Linked DNA regions of Homo sapiens: region 2 is linked to region 1. A link is a loop called in an ENCODE intact Hi-C map of the cell type or tissue named here. Cell type or tissue: ascending aorta. All regions are shown on one strand. Each heading gives the region's core, and the rest is flanking DNA. Links, peaks and the distances in the headings are about the cores only.

What was found. Hi-C counts contacts between places; a loop is a spot of excess contacts. Peaks named below come from ENCODE experiments on the same cell type or tissue, not always from the same donor. Only the 100,000 strongest peaks of a DNase experiment are listed, where the experiment ranks them.
Region 2: it touches region 1 in a loop (2.8-fold over the local background); 1 of 110 quality-filtered maps calls a loop at or near these places.

What each region holds. Positions count from the first base shown.
Region 1 is chr9:115,143,401-115,151,775 of GRCh38, forward strand. The region is part of intron 1 of DELEC1 (deleted in esophageal cancer 1); the gene reads left to right. Among named protein-coding and RNA genes, the nearest start is that of DELEC1, 5.8 kb to the left of the region's middle. In ascending aorta, for the core only: no CTCF peak of the experiment used is centred there; DNase peaks (open chromatin) are centred at 3,321 and 3,571; H3K27ac peaks cover 2,005 bases.
Region 2 is chr9:115,437,723-115,446,097 of GRCh38, forward strand. No RefSeq gene overlaps it. Among named protein-coding and RNA genes, the nearest start is that of DELEC1, 300 kb to the left of the region's middle. In ascending aorta, for the core only: no CTCF peak of the experiment used is centred there; no DNase peak of the experiment used is centred there; H3K27ac peaks cover 3,439 bases.

The sequences.
Region 1 (8,375 bases), core at 1,044-6,043:
CTCTGTGGGGTATATATATTATCTTTATTTATAGCTAACGAAATTGGGTCTCAGAGATTAAGTAATGCTTCCAGAACCACACAACTGGTAATTGGTAAAACTGAGATTTCATTTAGACCTGACTGATCCCAAACCTATCTTTTAGAACACTGGGATTCCAGTTTATCTAAGCTTAAGCTCAAAAGTATTAAAATATTTTGCAATCAATGAGGGAAGTTGTCATCAAGGACATTTCCAGGTGAGCATGGTGTGTTCAACAGGAAGAGAAACTCCTCCATACTCCCACCAAAGTGAGCAAGTACCAAAATGTTAAGTGTTAATTAAATCTTATTCATCTGGGGACAAGCAGTAGGGTGAATTTATATGCATGTAGCACCGATTTTGAGCTAAGTAACAAGGGGATTCTGAAAGACCCTTATGCGGACAATGAGTGAATGTAGGCAAGGGCACTAATATTTAACAAAGTTATGCTGTGTGCTAGGAACCATGCTTTAAATTTATGATTCCACTTAATCATTATAATAATTTCCTTTCTTTCCTCTTTTATTGTCTTGCCCTTCCCTTCCCTTCCCCCTTCTCTCCCCTTCCCTTCCTCTTTCCCTCCCCTTTCATTCCCTTTGTCCTTCCCTTCCCCCTTCCCTTCTCTTCCCTTCCTGTCCCCCTTCTCTTCTCTTCTCTTCCCTCTTTCTCCTTCTCACCCTCCCCTCCCCTCCCCTCCCTTTCCCTCTCCTTCCCTCCCTTTCCCTCCCTTTCCCTTCCCTCCCCTCCCCTCCCCTTCCCTTTTCTACCCTTCCCCTCTCTTCTCTTCCCTTCCCTTCCCTTCCTCTCCCTTCCCCCTTCCCTTCCCTTCCCTTCCACCTTCTCCTCTCTCCTCTCCTCTCCTCCCCTCCCCTTCCCTTCTCCCCTTCCCTTCCCTTCTCCCCTCCACTCCCCTCCCCTTCTCCTTTCCCTTCCCTTTTCCCCTCCCTTCTCCCCTCCCCTCCCCTTCTCCTTTTCCTCCCCTTCCCTCCCCTTCTCTTCCCTTCCCTTTCCTCTACCCCCTTCCCCCTTTCCCTTCACTTACCCTTATTTCTTTTCTTTCTTTTTCTTTGTTTCTCCCTCCCTCTCTCCTCTTTTTTCTTTTCTCCTTTCTTTCCTTCCTTTCTCCTTTTTTTCCCTTCTTTCTTTTTAAATTCCCAGACAAGAATTTTGAAGTTCAGCTAAGGTAAGCCACGCATAGTGACGGAACCAGCATTCAGATTTACATCTCTTGCTACCCATCATGTCACATAGTGTTAGGCAGAGACTGGGGTCTCAGTTGCCTAAGTAAAGTCATAGGCATGAAGGGTGCTGCAGGAATGACTGAGTGGCAGGCTCCTGACAGCCTGGTTGATAGACCCCAAGGACTACTTGGGTTTTGGCGCCATGCCTAGTATGACTTTATCCTTTAACTGTTTCTCTTGTCAGTCAGCCCCCTGAGGGAGCCCTGTCTCCTCCTTGAAACTGTACTATAATGAGAGGTCTCCACAAGGGTTCCAGAAAGCCACACAGTGTGCTGTGGTTTTCCCGAGAACTGGCTCCAAGGTAGTGCTCTGAGATCAGTCCTTCCAGCTCCCATCTCAAAGATCTTCAAACTCCAGGCTCTCAAGGGTTTTGAGCTGCCAGTTATGATGAAATATTAGCACAGAAGAAAATAATTTTTTTTTCTATTCTGTGTTTCTTACCAGGACACCATGGTTTCAGAATGATTTATATACTTTGAATATTTTCAAAAAATTTCTTTCAATGTTGTTCCTTCTTTAGGTATTTCTCTTATCACTTGGGCTCAGCTTGATGCTTCTCTGGAATTTTTCTTTTTTTTTTCCTCCCATTTATAAAATACCAAACATGTGTCCCCAGTCTGGATCCATGTAACTGAAAATCATGGGGAAATTCTTTATGTAAAAAGCCCTATAGATTGTTTCGGACAAAATCAACCCCAAAGAGTTTGTCCCCACAATATTTGTGAATAAAATCATCCCTCTGAAATAAAAACACCACCTTAAATAAAGGAGTTCCTCTCAAGCATTTTACTCTATATTTATTGTTTGTTCATTCATGCCATCATTTGAAAAATACTAATTAAGTATTTACCCTGTGTTGGTAATTGTGCTGGGCACAAAGAACATAATAGTAAATCACATAAAATTCCATCCTCAAGGATCCCATGTTCTATCATACTAGAGAACTGAGTACAGCTGCTCCTCGACTTATGGTGGGATTACATCCCAATAAACCCATCATAAGTTAAACCTATCATAAGTCAAAAATGCATTTAATACACCTAACCCACTGAACATCACAGCACAGACAATGTCAGGCACTTTATTACATGTAGTAAAGTTGACATGACTCTTAATCCTACTAACAACCCTAGGAGATAGATTCTGTTATTATTACCATTTCATGATTTAGGAAGCTGAGAATCAGAGAGGTTAGTGGCTGGGGTTGAAATTCAAGTAGTACAGTGTAAGAGCCTTTGCTTCTCCTAGAGGCTCTGTAAAGGTCTGTTGAATAACTGAGTAGACGATAGATTGATTGCAATATAGTTCCTCTGTTGCCTTTTTGAAGTGTTAGTTTAGTAAGCAACCACAGAGAAATTATTATCTACTAGAGATGGGAATAGGAACGGTTTCCTAAATCAGGGTTGGCCAATAGTCTTTAGTTCAAACTAAAAGCCATCACTTCTGCAACATTATGTGTCAAGCATGAGCTATATGACATGAAAGATAAAGTGATGTAGCAAATGTATTCATAATTCAGCAATATGAGATTATGAGAAGGAGCATATTCCTGTGCACTCACTCTGAGGTCAAAGGAGACACCCATTTTCCTCTTGAGGGAAATAGTGAGAGGTGTTTACCTGAAGGCCCCTGGTTTGTGCTCCCCCATAGCTGGGGAGAGGGAGCTGCTGCCGCCCTTTCCAGTAGGAGTTGTATATTCTATAATGTCCTTATCACAATTCCTTTAAGGGCCTCCAGCACTTTGGAAGCATAGAAAAAAGAAACAACATTCCTGCATCGCGGGGCCATTGATGAATAAGAATGTTTATAAGAAGGCAAGCATCTTTGCACTCTATACATTTCCAAATCTTTTAGAAACATATCTAAGAACTTCTTAGTTCCCCTCCATGGTTACTGGATCTACAAACTTGGAATTTCCCCATTGGCCCTCTGATTGTATTTGGAGTCTGTTCTTCATCTTGTGGATCCTCTGGGCTCTGTCTTGAACTGTTGGAACATTTTGCTCCCACAGCTGTTGGAAGTGACCCATTAAGGTAGCCAGAGTCAGTCACTCAGCATCTTAATGGCAAGACCAAAAGGGGTGAAAGAAATAGAAGTCACGGTTAGTAAGCGACTGACCTCATTCTGCAGGAATTCTTTCTGGAAAGAGAGCAGTAGAATGTTGTGACAGGCAGTAAGTCATCTGTAAGAATGTTTACCGTGGAATTCTAGCAAAAGAAATGGCTCAAGAAACTTCCTGGGTAACACAAATAGAGTCTGCTCAGAGGCCCCAAAAGAGAGTGACTGGAAAACTTTAGCCTTGTGAGGGAGGCTGTCTACTCCAGTGTTGGAGTCAGCTGGAGGTGCAGCAGCGCTTGAGCTATCCAAACTGCTAGGATGTTGTTAATAAAAGAACCTTCTCGTTCTCGAGTCAACATGGCTAAAACAGCCAGCCATGAGATGTATGGGAAAGAAGTGCAGAGCAAGTTGTTATTTATTGAATGTGTAGTTAGGAATTACTATTTCCATTTCATGGAGGCTTAAGTAGATTGAGAAATTTGTCTGAGTTCACAAAGTTTGTTAAGTTTCAGACTCTGGGTTTAGACCCATGTGTTTCTGACTCCAAATCCTGCATGGTTGGCTTTTGTGAGAGCAAGGTTACACACTGTACACATTTTTTTTCCTCCATTGCACCATTCACTGTCCTAGGTATATAGAATCCTGGAACACAGGATTGGAAGGACCTTTAGGCATCCCATGGTCTAATCTTCTCATGGTACAGATGAGAATGGGCTCAGAGAAGGGAAGGGCCTTGCTCAGACTCACACAAAGGCTAGGGCCAGAATAGATGGTGCCTGACTCTCAGTTCAGGATGCTTATTCTGACAAGGCCCGTCACTTCACATGGATATTTAATGTATTTTGCTAGTTGGTTAAAAATAATGTAATGTATGGCAGAACCATCTCTCTTTCTTCAAGGTAAGCCATTGCTAAGTCTCGAGTCCTTTTTTGTCCCACAGCTCCTTTTTTCATTGATTATTATCATTTGGTCTATAAAGCCTTTCACCTTCATTTCAGTGAACAATACTGCTGTGGGAGACACTGGAGATGCAAAGATAAATCAGTCCTGGTTCATGAGCTTCAGGAACTTAGGAGCAGTTTGGAGAGTCAGATATGAGAACAGCTTGTTTTCATACATTATTACACAATCATATGTAATATATAGCTGGGGGGATATAGAAGTGAATATGAGAAGACCTACCCCAACCTGGGAAATTAGAGGAGTCTTCCTGTCTTCCTGGAGGATTAATTGATTAAAGTGACTCATTATTTCATTCCTACAACAAATATTTAGCAGACACCTCTTCTGTGTCAGATACTCTTCCAGTTATTAAGGGATGCAGCACTAAGAAAGCAAAAATATTCCTCACCTTCATGGGAGAAATGCAACAAGTGTAACTAAACAAAATATTACTCAAGTTTGCAGCAGTGACAGGCCCATAACAAGGCAAAGGTCTACAGACTAATATTGGGTTGAAGATTTATTTTTACAAGGGTGGCCAGGGAAGGCCTCTTCAAGGGGAAGTCTTTTGATCAAAGAACTAAAGCAAGTGACAGGGAAGAACCTTGCAAATATCTGCTTCCCAGGCAGAGTAAAAACCAGGACCAATGTCTTAAGTCAGGAACCAGCTTGATGTATTTGAAAAAGAGCAAAAGCCAGGCGTCTGTAGTCCCAGCTACTTGGGAGGCTGTGGCAGAATGGTGTGAACCCCGGAGGCAGAGCTTGCAGTGAGCCGAGATAGCGCCACTGCACTCCAGTCCAGCCTGGGTGACAGAGCGAGACTCCATCAAAAAAAGAAAGAAACAAAGAAAGAAAGAAAGAAAAAAAGAAACAAAGAAAGAAAAAGAGCAAAAGCCAGTAGGGATGGAGGAGAGTTATTGAGGTTACTGCAGGAGGAGATGGAGATACAGACATAGACAATGACCAGATTGCAGATGTTGTGCAAGTCACAGGTGAGTAGGTCTTGTCAATAATTTCCCTCCTGGTCAGCATTGCTGGCAATACTATGGCATCATGCATAGAGAAAGAAAAAGCTAATAGCAAATGAATCACTCTGATCATGCATCTTGAGATGTTGCCATGGATTACAATTAATGCGTTCCTATCCACAAGGCCAGATTCCCTCAAAGCATCTTTTTGGGAAATGCAGCGAGCTCTCCTGGCCCCAGCACTCCCACCCACCCCATCACACACCCTACATTCATCATCTCTTTCTCTGTTTCTTTGTCATGTTGCTAACATCCCTTGATGGAGATGGTGCAACTCCAAGTAAAACTGTCTCCATAAATATTTAGACTGAATAGAAAATGTGCCAAAGATGCAAATAATCTGTCCAGAGGGAGAAGAGACCTTTCTCTTTGTTGTTTTCTTCAGGCTTGTAATTTAATTCGTGGATACATGTCTTTGAATAATACATAACTATCAATTTACCTAAAAGAGTCCCATAGAAACCTTAGCCTCTTCATCCTTCTGCCATGCCCCTCATGGCATTTTCTTCTTACGCTGGAGTATACATTTCTCTGCTTTTCTTTTATCCCTTTCTTTCTTCTTTATTCCCATGTTTTTGATCACATACTGTGTGTCAGCCTCTGTTAAGCTCATCTGTGCAGAGTCTATACTCACTGCCTGTCCTCCTCTCATAGTCACTTGTCAATTCATTTTCATTAGCCTTCTCCCTCCACCCTCCTTTCCTGAGTCTGTTCCCACTGAGGTCAACCCAGTGTTCATATTACTGAACCCAGTGGCCATCTTTCTGTTTCTTCTTTTACCAGACCTCTTCACTGAACTAGATAATGTTAATTAGTCCTGGCTGGAGCGCAAGTCTCCTTTGACATCTATTTGCACTGTTCCTCTGCTTGAACCACTCTGTCTATTCCTTCTCTGTCCCTTAAATTTTTGGCTTCTTGTGGGTTGGGTTTTTGGTATTCTTCTTTGTCTAGCACCACCCTTGCTTGCCATCGTGCCCTCATTCAGGCCTGGGCTTTGACTTGAATAGCTTCTGAATCTCTATGCTCTGCCTGTATTGGATAGCTGGCAGGCTATGGGCATGGGCTGCTAGGTCCCAGACAACTCACACTCTCATCTGATAAGTGGGTTTTAATGTGACCCTTGTTGTACCTCCTTATTTCTATTTCAGTCTCACTTACTGCTTCCTCTTTATCTGTTTTCAAGTCTTCCTACTAGATATTTCCTTAAGAAGGCAGAGAAACCGTGCTCTCTTAGTAATTGCACAATTGAAATTATTCCTCTTGAATATTTGATGATGACATATTTTGACTTGATATAGCTTTTTCAATCTTACAGGAATTCTAAAGCTGGAGGAATGTTTAAACTCCTTCCAGCTGCCAGTTTCACGTAAAGAACTCTTTTCTAAACCTGGGGATATGAGGGACTCTTACATTCTCCTTTAATCAAATCAATTTAGGCTGAAAAGAAGGCCAAGTTGACAGCCAGCATTTCACTGCTGGCTGTGTATCCATATACGTATGTATGGATGCTTAGAAAAGTGGAATGCTAGTGATATATATATATATGCATATATATATACATATATCTATATATATAGACATATTTCTGCTTTACTAGGTGAGAAGAGTTGCTTGATTTTAAGGGCTCTCAATCAACAGGCACCAAATGAACTTACAGCTTGCAAAAATATAAAGCGCTCAAGGCCGTACAGACAAAGGTAAGGGGGCACAGACCTTTCAGTTGTCTACAGGTATTATCATCTGAAATTGACATACGAAGAAAGAAGGTCAGAGAAGAAATGTGACATGCCCAAGGCAATCCAACTGAAAAAATAGCCAATGTGGACAATAATCCCAGTTTATAGCTTCTAGTGCAATGACTTTTGCCAGCACCCAGCATATCAGAAGATAAACCCACTGACTTTCTTTAGTGAAGATTGCGAATTGTTTAAATCAGAGCATGTGTGCAAAGTCCAGGGTACTATCTAATTCAACACTTCTGTAATTTGAAAGCTAATAATTATAAGAATTATTGTCCTTGTCCAACTGTTCCTTATACTATTTCATTGTTGGTTAATACATTGAAAATTACGAAACCTTATTTTTGATTGGAAGAGTGGTATAACTTCTCTTAGGAATTATACTACTAGTATCCTAGTGAATTATGAATTCCTACACTTAAGGAAGCACAATTATAATAGCATTGTTTTTCTTTACTTTTGCCAATAAATCAGTAAGTACTGCATGACTACATTCTGCTAAAACTTAATAGTTGATGTGGAAGGGAACTTACTCCTTATTCCATATAGAGACACTGTAGAGTCCCTGGAAATGCTGGCTCTCCTCCCTCTTCTCATCTGCCCCCAGCAGGGGAGAAATGAGTTTATGTATTCAATTGATGAGTTTTGGAGCTGCTGAATATACTTAGCTCAATGTTCTTATTGTGGTCTCCGGACTAGCAGCATTAATAGCGTGAAGCAACGTGTTAGAAATGCAGATTCTCAGGCCCCACTCCAGGCTCCTGAACCAGAAACTCTGGAGATGGGCCCAGCCATCTGTGTGTTAACAAGCCCACCATATGGTCCTGATGACCATTTGAGTTTGAGAACCACTAGTTAGCTGGTTCCTTCATCCTCTGTGGACCTGCCTGCTCACAGAGAGGCTGTGTCTGTTTTCTGCCTTGTGGTTAAAAAAAGGGTCTGCCTGTTGGAGTTGGGGAAGGACATGCAGCTATGCAGTGCTGTCCTTGAATAGGTGTTCCTGTATGCTAATTTCAGGTGCACTGTTGGAAAGCCCATGATTTCAGATACCTAAACCATGTTCTCCAACCAAACCTTATCTAATGAAGATGACATTTTAATTCCCTTGTTTAAATATGACTCTAATTTCAAAGTAGGAAGTTGGTTCTGACTTTGTGGGTGAGAAGAGGATATGGTGTCTAAACATGTGCCCCTTAAAACCACCATAATAGCCAATTACTTATTCTTTATGGCCATATGTCAGGTATATTTTAAAGTTGGAAGGAGCTTTGGAGTGGTCTAGCTGACTTTATAGCTGCTGGCAACTGAAGTCCAGAAATGGGAAGGCATTTTCTCAAAGTCACTCA
Region 2 (8,375 bases), core at 1,670-6,669, 290 kb after region 1:
TTATTTGATTATGCTGTTGTTCAGTTTTACATTTAATCCTCATGCGTGTCCCCTTAAGTAGAAGAGTCAGCCATTACAAGGCATAACATGATTTTTTCAAAACTAAATGGGATAGACTTTGGGTTTTCTGATTTCCAGAGAAACTACTTTTCCTCCACAGATCACACACACACACACACACGCGCACACACACACACATAAACACACACACACACACACACACACCCCACATACACACAGGGGAAAGAAGCAACTACCTTTGCCCTGAAGTACAAGCCATTTTTACTTTACAGGTGGGGAAACTAAAGTTCAGAGAGATGTGACTTTGCCGATGTCACAGGGCAATGGGTGTTCCAAGGGACTGAACCAAAACTCACAAAATCTAGATCCCCTATTCAGTAAGACGCAGTACCTAAGTAACATAAGACACAGTACCTAAGGGACAGAAGCCTGATCTGGGGCTCCAAAGAGCATAGTTTTGCAGACAAGACCAAACCATGGAAATAGATAGCTTCTGGCAAAAGAAGGTCTAGAAAACTCAGTGTAGATAAGGTGGAAGGGGTTGCTGCAATGGCCCAAGCATAAAGTGGGAAGAGTGTAGAGAGGAAAAGCAGATCTGAACAAGATTGGCTTCCCCCTTGCAGGCTGCATTTGCCTTCATTGAAAAACAAAACAAAAAATTAATTCAAGAAGCATTATCTATAGAAAGTGAACTGGATGGGCCGTTTGCCTAGAGCTAAATATGCTGACTCTATTTTTGTTCATTTCCAGCTACTTTGTATTTAATTAATGTTTCTGTAATGGCTTGTTTGAGGCAGTAAACCTCTTTAGTAATAAACTACATCTTTTTTGTTATATCTTTGGGTTCATCAAAGAGCACAAGAAATAGTTTTAAAATGCTGAATGATTTTTTAGATATGACATTCCCCCAGCCTCGCAATTCCTTTTTCTTGCTATTAACGCTAAAAGACTCAATTTAAAGGTCATTTTCTCCAGGAAGCTTTTCCCATTTTCACCTTTTTCCATTAAAATCAGTGTCCCCACTCCCTGAAAATGTTGCATGTATGTCTATTGATGCAAGCATGTTATTCTGCTTTATTTCTGTGTTAAATTACTGAAGACAGATTGCCTTCCTAGCTGTAGGGTCCCAGAAATTTGTAACCATTTTACCTCAATACTTAGGCCTAGGATAGTTATTTTCACTTTTGATAGGAGAAAAATTTGATAAATAAATAAGAAATAATATGAATATGGCTCTCACACATGTTGAGTAACTCCTAGGCAAAAGCTGTAAAGTTTGATTTTGGTATTTCTCCTTAAATATTTAGTATTTGTGGCTTTCTCTTCCCTAACATCCAAGAAGTTTCATGGGATTATCATAAACTAAACCATACTAAGATATAGAGTACTAAAAATATCATAGGGGAGTTTCTTCTTAGCTTGGAAAAGGCATAAAGTTGAAGGATTCTGAGCTCATTGAATTGACAGAGATGACTTTAGTTGGGGAGATGGATCAAGAAATGGGTGCTTCTTAAATTGGTCTAAATTGATAGTTTTAAAACATGTTTTATCCTTTTGGAGATCTAGGTGTGGCTAATTGTGATTGGAAATAGGGTCACTGGAATCCTGAGTTTGGATTAGTTTTAGCTCTGTCAATCCTGTGGCCTGGATTACACAAAATAAGTCTCAGCTTCCAAGATTTTCTATTCATTACTTCTAGAATATCAGCTGAAAAAAAATTAAAAATTACCTTTGGAATCCAGGGCTAGAATTGGATATGAACCAGGAATAGTAAAATCAAACAACTGAGTAGTTGAGTATTAGTCATTTTGTGTATTCAAACCTGGGGCAAGGTAGGCCAAATATATGGAAGCTGGTCATTATATGGAAGGAAAGAAGAAGGGAAAGGAAAAGGGATGAAGAAAAAGAGAAAAGAAAAAAGCAAGAAAAGTAAAAAGGAAAGAGCAAATAGTTGAGAGCTAACCTGGGCACATTAAATACCATGTCATTAACTGTTGGAAAAATAGACGTATCCCACAAAACCCAAGTGCATAGTAACCGACATAAATATTTTCTGCAAAGATCTACTCCATCCTGGGTTTACGTCTGTTTATAATTGATGACAGCAACTCTTGGCTCGAGAGGACAATCTTTATTCACATCACTCCGCTAGGCTAGTTTTAATCGCCCAAATATAATTCAATCTTTAGAGTTTGTAGTTCTTAACTAGGTAATGTCAACATGGGAATTGGCCAATGGAACATGAATGGGAAGACAGCTACCTTTGTTCAAATTTTCTCTTAAGGTGGATTAAAACCAGAACCTTCTACATATTGTTTCTCACTTTTTCTTTACATCATTGTTTTCTATAGTATAAGATTATACAAAGATCTAATATACTGGCCAACTATTTATTTTTATCTTTCACTCTTACAGTAATCAGAAAATATTTAATGTTAATTGGATATTACCCTCTGTTAGTACTTTGATTTATGTATAAGCCCTTGGAATTTATTAGTCACTCACATTTTAATGTTATCCTCACATTAATACAATCAAGGCATTTCTCTATACTCTCACACTTTCTATATTATGTTTTATAGATAAAAAAATATGAAGGTCACAAACCGGTAAATAACAGAGATGAGATTTGTGTGCAAATCTGTTGGGTTCCAAAATGTGTTCTCTTTCTTGTCCTGCCATCATAAATATTTTGATCCTAAATGTTACACAGTCTCGTGATGAAAAGCTGCACCAAGTATTGTCTGAAAGACTTTATTTAGCACTTGTATATAGACATATTTGGTAATAAAAACTTTGCCACCAGAAAGGCTTTCATCAAAGTTATTAGCAAGTAGCATTTAGCGTACTTTACCATTTCCAGAAAATTTGACAAATACTTTCTCATTTAATCTTTCCAGCAATGAGTTAAGTGAACCAGTTAGGACAGCTGAAGCTGTGATGCAGTGGTAAATATACTCCTAAATCTCTGTGGCTATAAGCAACACAAGTTTATTACTCTCTAGTGCCATGTCTAATGGGAGGGAGGTAACTCTTCAAGACAGCTTTTCATGTGGCAATGCAGGGATACAGAGTGCTTCTGTTTTGTGGCTCTGCCATCTCAACAAATGGTTTTCTTGATTGTTGTGTCAGGGGAAGAGAAAGTATAGAGAACTAACTCTTGCTTCTCAAGTTCTGTTATTAAAAGTGACACTTATTACAGCCCATTGGCCAGAAATAGTCACATGACCTCAGCCTAGCTGTGAGGAAATCTGGAAAGTCTTCTCACAATCTTAGGAAGGAGAAGACTAGCTGTGGTCAGTGTTAGTAATTTCTACCACAGAAAGTTTGTACTCTTTTCTCCATTTTGTATAAAACTCTTCCCTTATGCTTCCAGGAAACATCTGGATTGCTCTGTAATGGGAAGAATCCCATGTTATTTATGACCAATCAAAAGTAACTCAATATGCCATAGTTATTCAATCTTCCCCATAGTTCATCTTTATTTCCTTTGTTTCCTTTAGAAATCAAGCTGAATTGAACATTCAGAAATCACACTTTCTTTGTATTTTCTCTTTATTCTTCTTATCTTTTCTTATCTGGAATCTCAAAAAATTTTATCACTACAATTTGTTTTCAGTCTGTCTAGTCAACTGTAGTCTGGATTCTCACTTCTTTAGACTGCTTCACCAACAAAATAAATTAAACTTTATAATGCTGTATTAATAACCTCTCATAGTAGAACACTGATATTTTATTAACTTAAAAAATTTCCACAACTAGAGAGAAGATGTGGAGGAATAAATGGTGCTAAGAGAGGACAAACCCTATCTTTTCACGTACAGAAATAAAACTAAGGTTCAGTGATTTTAATGAAGTTGCCCAAGGTCACAGAGCTATTTATTGTGGCTGGTGTGGTGATGGCTGTGTTTATGAGGACAGAGACAAAAGGGTGATGAGGATAATGATATTTGGACTAAGTCCTTTTCAGCAGTCCTGAGGTTGTTTCCTGCTATGGGAGAAGAAATATAGTTCATCTTTGTACTCCTCAAAAACATTGTTGATGAAAAAAAGTAAAGAAGAGTTTGCATCACTCTGCAAAGATTTTCTTTTCTTGAAGTTCCTGCCATCCATATATACTAATCTTTATATGGCAAGGCAGTATCACTTATCCATTTATTTTATTCAACACATATTTATTGAGCAATTACTATATGCAACGTTTTAAGCACTAAGAATACAGGGTCTACTGAAATGACCATCCTTTCATACTTCCACCAGAAATGCTCTCTGTAGCATTCATAAAATCTCCAGTTCAGCTTTTCCTACCCAAGCGTATCTTAGTTTACTTATGAAGCAGCGTGGCTGCTGGCTGACACATATCACTCAGTGCTCCCCTCCCCTTATCATGTATGGTAGGACACTGCTATTTGCCTCCCTCCAAAAGAATCTAGGGATTTCCCAAATTAACACAAGAGTAAGCACAATTAGACTTATTTAAACTCAGGAGAAACATGTTTTGCTCATGAAGTAGTGGAAAACCTGACATCATGTTTAAACTTAATCCAACTGCAATCAGATGTCTAAAGTTCAGAACTGAAATGTCAGACAGGAAAAAAGTGTTACCCTCATGGCTACTGTGCTCTAAGCCGAAGATGATTCAAGAAAAAGACTGTGTGTATGTGTGTGTGTGTGTGTGTGTGCGCTTGTGTGTGTGTGTTTCCTCAGACCATTAGACAATTACTAGCACTAGGAACTGGGGAATTACAATATGATTGAACAATTAGGAAATGTGGACTAAATCTGAGATTTGGGATCTCTTTGGGTGGTTTTGAGATTTTCTTGAAACATGTACAGAAGTAAAAGCAAATTGCAGACACAAACTGTCTCTTTTTTTTCTGATAGATACCTTTGCATAATTTTTTTTTGGCTCTCTGATTTTTACTCTTCTATGGTTAAAATATTTACAAGCAGACTGGAAAGCTTTTCTGGAAAAAGGAGATTTAGATTTCAAAATATAAAATTTGCTAGTCAGTAAAGTTGAAGAATTTTTTTTCTTATGCATGGAGTTTATCTTCTGGTAAATAGTATATATTTATATCATTATTTCCCACTAGCAAAGAAGCGATGTATAGAATAAAGGCATTTGGGAAATTATTTTGTCTTTAAATATGTCTTTTGCTTACAAGTTATTTTTCTTATTGAGCCAATTTCTCTTTCCTCCTCTTCATAGACACCTTCCTATGCTTCTTCACTAAATTTGGAAAATCCTTACCAAGCATCTTCTACATGGCAATCACTGCTAGGCCCTAAGGATCTCACAATTTAAACAAAGATCAGGTTATGAAGCTACGGGACAAGTGCTGTGAAGTTTGATGTGGGGACCATAATGAGTGGAGAGAGGAGCCGTCTAATTCTGCCTAGAAATTTGCAAGATTATTTCACAAAACAAGTGCAATTTATGTTGTGTTTTGCAGGAGCAGTAGGGCAGTTTGGCCAACAAAGCATGAGAGCAAGGACACTGCAGCAACTGGAATTCCTAGGTCATAGATGCAGATGACAGCAATACGGCTGGAATACAGGGCAGGTGGAGTGAGCTTTGGTGGGAAGTGAGGCCATAGGAAGAATAGTCATGAAGAGCATGGCAGGCCATATGAAGATGGTTTTCTTGTGGCTCTGAGTGTGTCTTTTGGCCTGTCTGCCAACCTATAAAATTAACGCAACACAAAATGGGTACATATGTAGCCAGGAGAAATTAAAGTGATATGTCCAAGTGGTTCTCAAAGATACAGTACTTGAGCATGACTAGCTTTGTGGCTTCCCAGGGATTTTCCAACAGTTCATTAAATAAAGTGATTTAGGTCGGGCGCGATGGCTCACGCCTGTAATCCCAGCACTTTGGGAGGCCAAGGCGGGCAGATAACCTGAGGTGAGGAGTTTGAGACCAGCCTGACCAACGTGGAGAAACCCTGTCTCTACTAAAAATACAAAATTAGCCGGGCATGGTGGCGTATGCCTGTAATCCCAGCTACTCGGGGGGCTGATGCAGGAGAATCGCTTGGTGGAGGTTGCAGTGAGCCGAGATCACGCCATTGCACTCCAGCCTGGGCAACAAGAGCAAGAGCAAAACTCCATCTCAAAAACAAACAAACAAACAAAAACAAAAAAACAAAAAACAAAAAAAATCACACACAAAAAGATTTACTGAGATCTATTGAGTACTTTCTACAGAACCAGCAGAGAATCCAAGACTGTGGAAAAGAACCAGGAAATATCTAGTATGTTTTATTTAAGATAATGAAAGGAGAGAATGGGATGGCTCAATTGCTTCAATTACTGACTACCATTAGTTGAGTTTCTACAATATGCAAGTCATTGTGTTTGAAGCAAGAAAGAACCACATTTATATCTACTACATCATTTACCAAAAGGAACCACTTGTCTTGAAGAGGCACATAGTGTACTACCTAAATAATGTACACAAACAAATGTGATAAAAGGAAAATTATATACAAAATGTCTCCGACAGAGTTTCCGTTAGGGTAATTTGTATAGAAAGAGACTGGATATTACTGAGTATCCTCTATAATCCTCTGTAAAACCAGAAGTTAGCAAATACAATCTCATCATCTTCACAACAATTCCCCAAAATAGACATCCTTATCTTCATTTTACAACCAAGGAAATAGCTGAAAGAGGTTAAGGTAACCTGCCTAAATATAAACCACTGCTATAAGTAAGGACTTGAACTTAGGTGTTTCTAGTTACATAGTTATGTTTTTCTGCATGTTATATGGGCTAAGTGAAATTTAGAATAGCTTGAAGAAAGGAGTGACATTCAAGAAAATCTGATTCTGACATTCTCATAAAGACACAGCCTTATGTATCTTAGCTCTTCTATTAAAAGCTGGCAAATATGTCTCATTGTTCAAAGTGGTCAAACTTAGATAAAAACAAAGCAATGGAAACTTTCAGACTTAGCAAGTTCAGATGGTCTCCCGTGCAGACACAGGAGTTCCATGGCATGTAATGTGTATGTATCCTTCTAACTTGCTTAAAATCATCTGGCGCCAGTTATGTGGCTGGAACCAGTTTGCAATAACTCCTGTTTGTTTTTCAAACATTTATAATAACATTGAATAAATAATATTAGCCCATGCACATTGTTCATTGCCAGGGAATACATTAACAGAACCCTCAGTTCTCTAAGTACAATTTTGGTTGAGAAGACTTATCGGCTCTGGTATTAAAGATGTTAAGAAGTGAAAGTTTGCATGTGATGAGATGGAGTGTAAATGACTTTGGTTTGAAGCCCCGTCACTTGAAATGTGGACAGGGCCATGAAAGGCTTCAGTGAAAAAGTAAACTTGAGATTGTAAATAATGCCTGATCTGACATTTCCTTTGTGGGGATGCCAGTAATGGGGTCCAGCTGCCAAATGCAACGCTCCATTGAGTCATGGGAGAAAACAACTTTTTTTTTTTTTCAAACTGATATTGTGAGTTAAAATGCACAGCTACATGCCATTTGTTTTTCTACTTTACAACAATTCAAACCAGACTATTTTCTACTGCAGCCACAGAAAAACAATCCTCGTGGCCAGCCCCCATCCTTCCTCCCTCCTGACAGATATCTTTTGTTCTCAAAATACAGGTTGGAAATGGGAGCTGTTTACTGAGTTTTTTTTTTTTTTTACTGAGGTTGCATGATGAAAAGCTTTCATAACTGATCCTGAGGTGCTAGAGTGTTTTAATCAGTGTGTAGGATTTTAATTAATCCCAGGGCTGTCCCCTTTCTCAGAAGCTAAAGGTGCAAGTTTATATTCCTCTAGGTTATGTTTGAGTGAGGCTGAAAGACCCCTTTAGAAGACAGAACAGAGAATGCAAAGAGATTCATGCTGGAGATAGAGACCTGAATTCTATCTTGTGTCTGTTTTTTCTGGGATTGTTGCCCCGTCTGCATGATAAGGAGACTTGAAGAATGACTTTGCAACCACTGGGCCAAGACTCAGGATAATGTGAATATACACAGAGATGTTTTGATTTTAAGTTTATCCATAAGTGCTTTGTAATCACTGAAGTCAAAGGCTAATGTCATAGTCTGTAAATTCTACTCACATTTTTAGAATTCTTAAAGTCAAAACTGGACAGCCATAGTTAAATTGGTTTATTCGGTTTATTCTCCTGTGTCCTCGTTTGTAGAATAAAAGGGTGGGCCAGGGTAGAGACTCTATGGCTTCTGGAACAAAGTTCAATTTCCTGGATTCACAGTCAAGTTTCTTCAGGATCTGACCACTTGACATCCCTCCAGATCTCAGATCTGCCTCCTACAAGCCCTGTGCACATTCCCATGTCCTAAATGTTAATTGTCCAGAG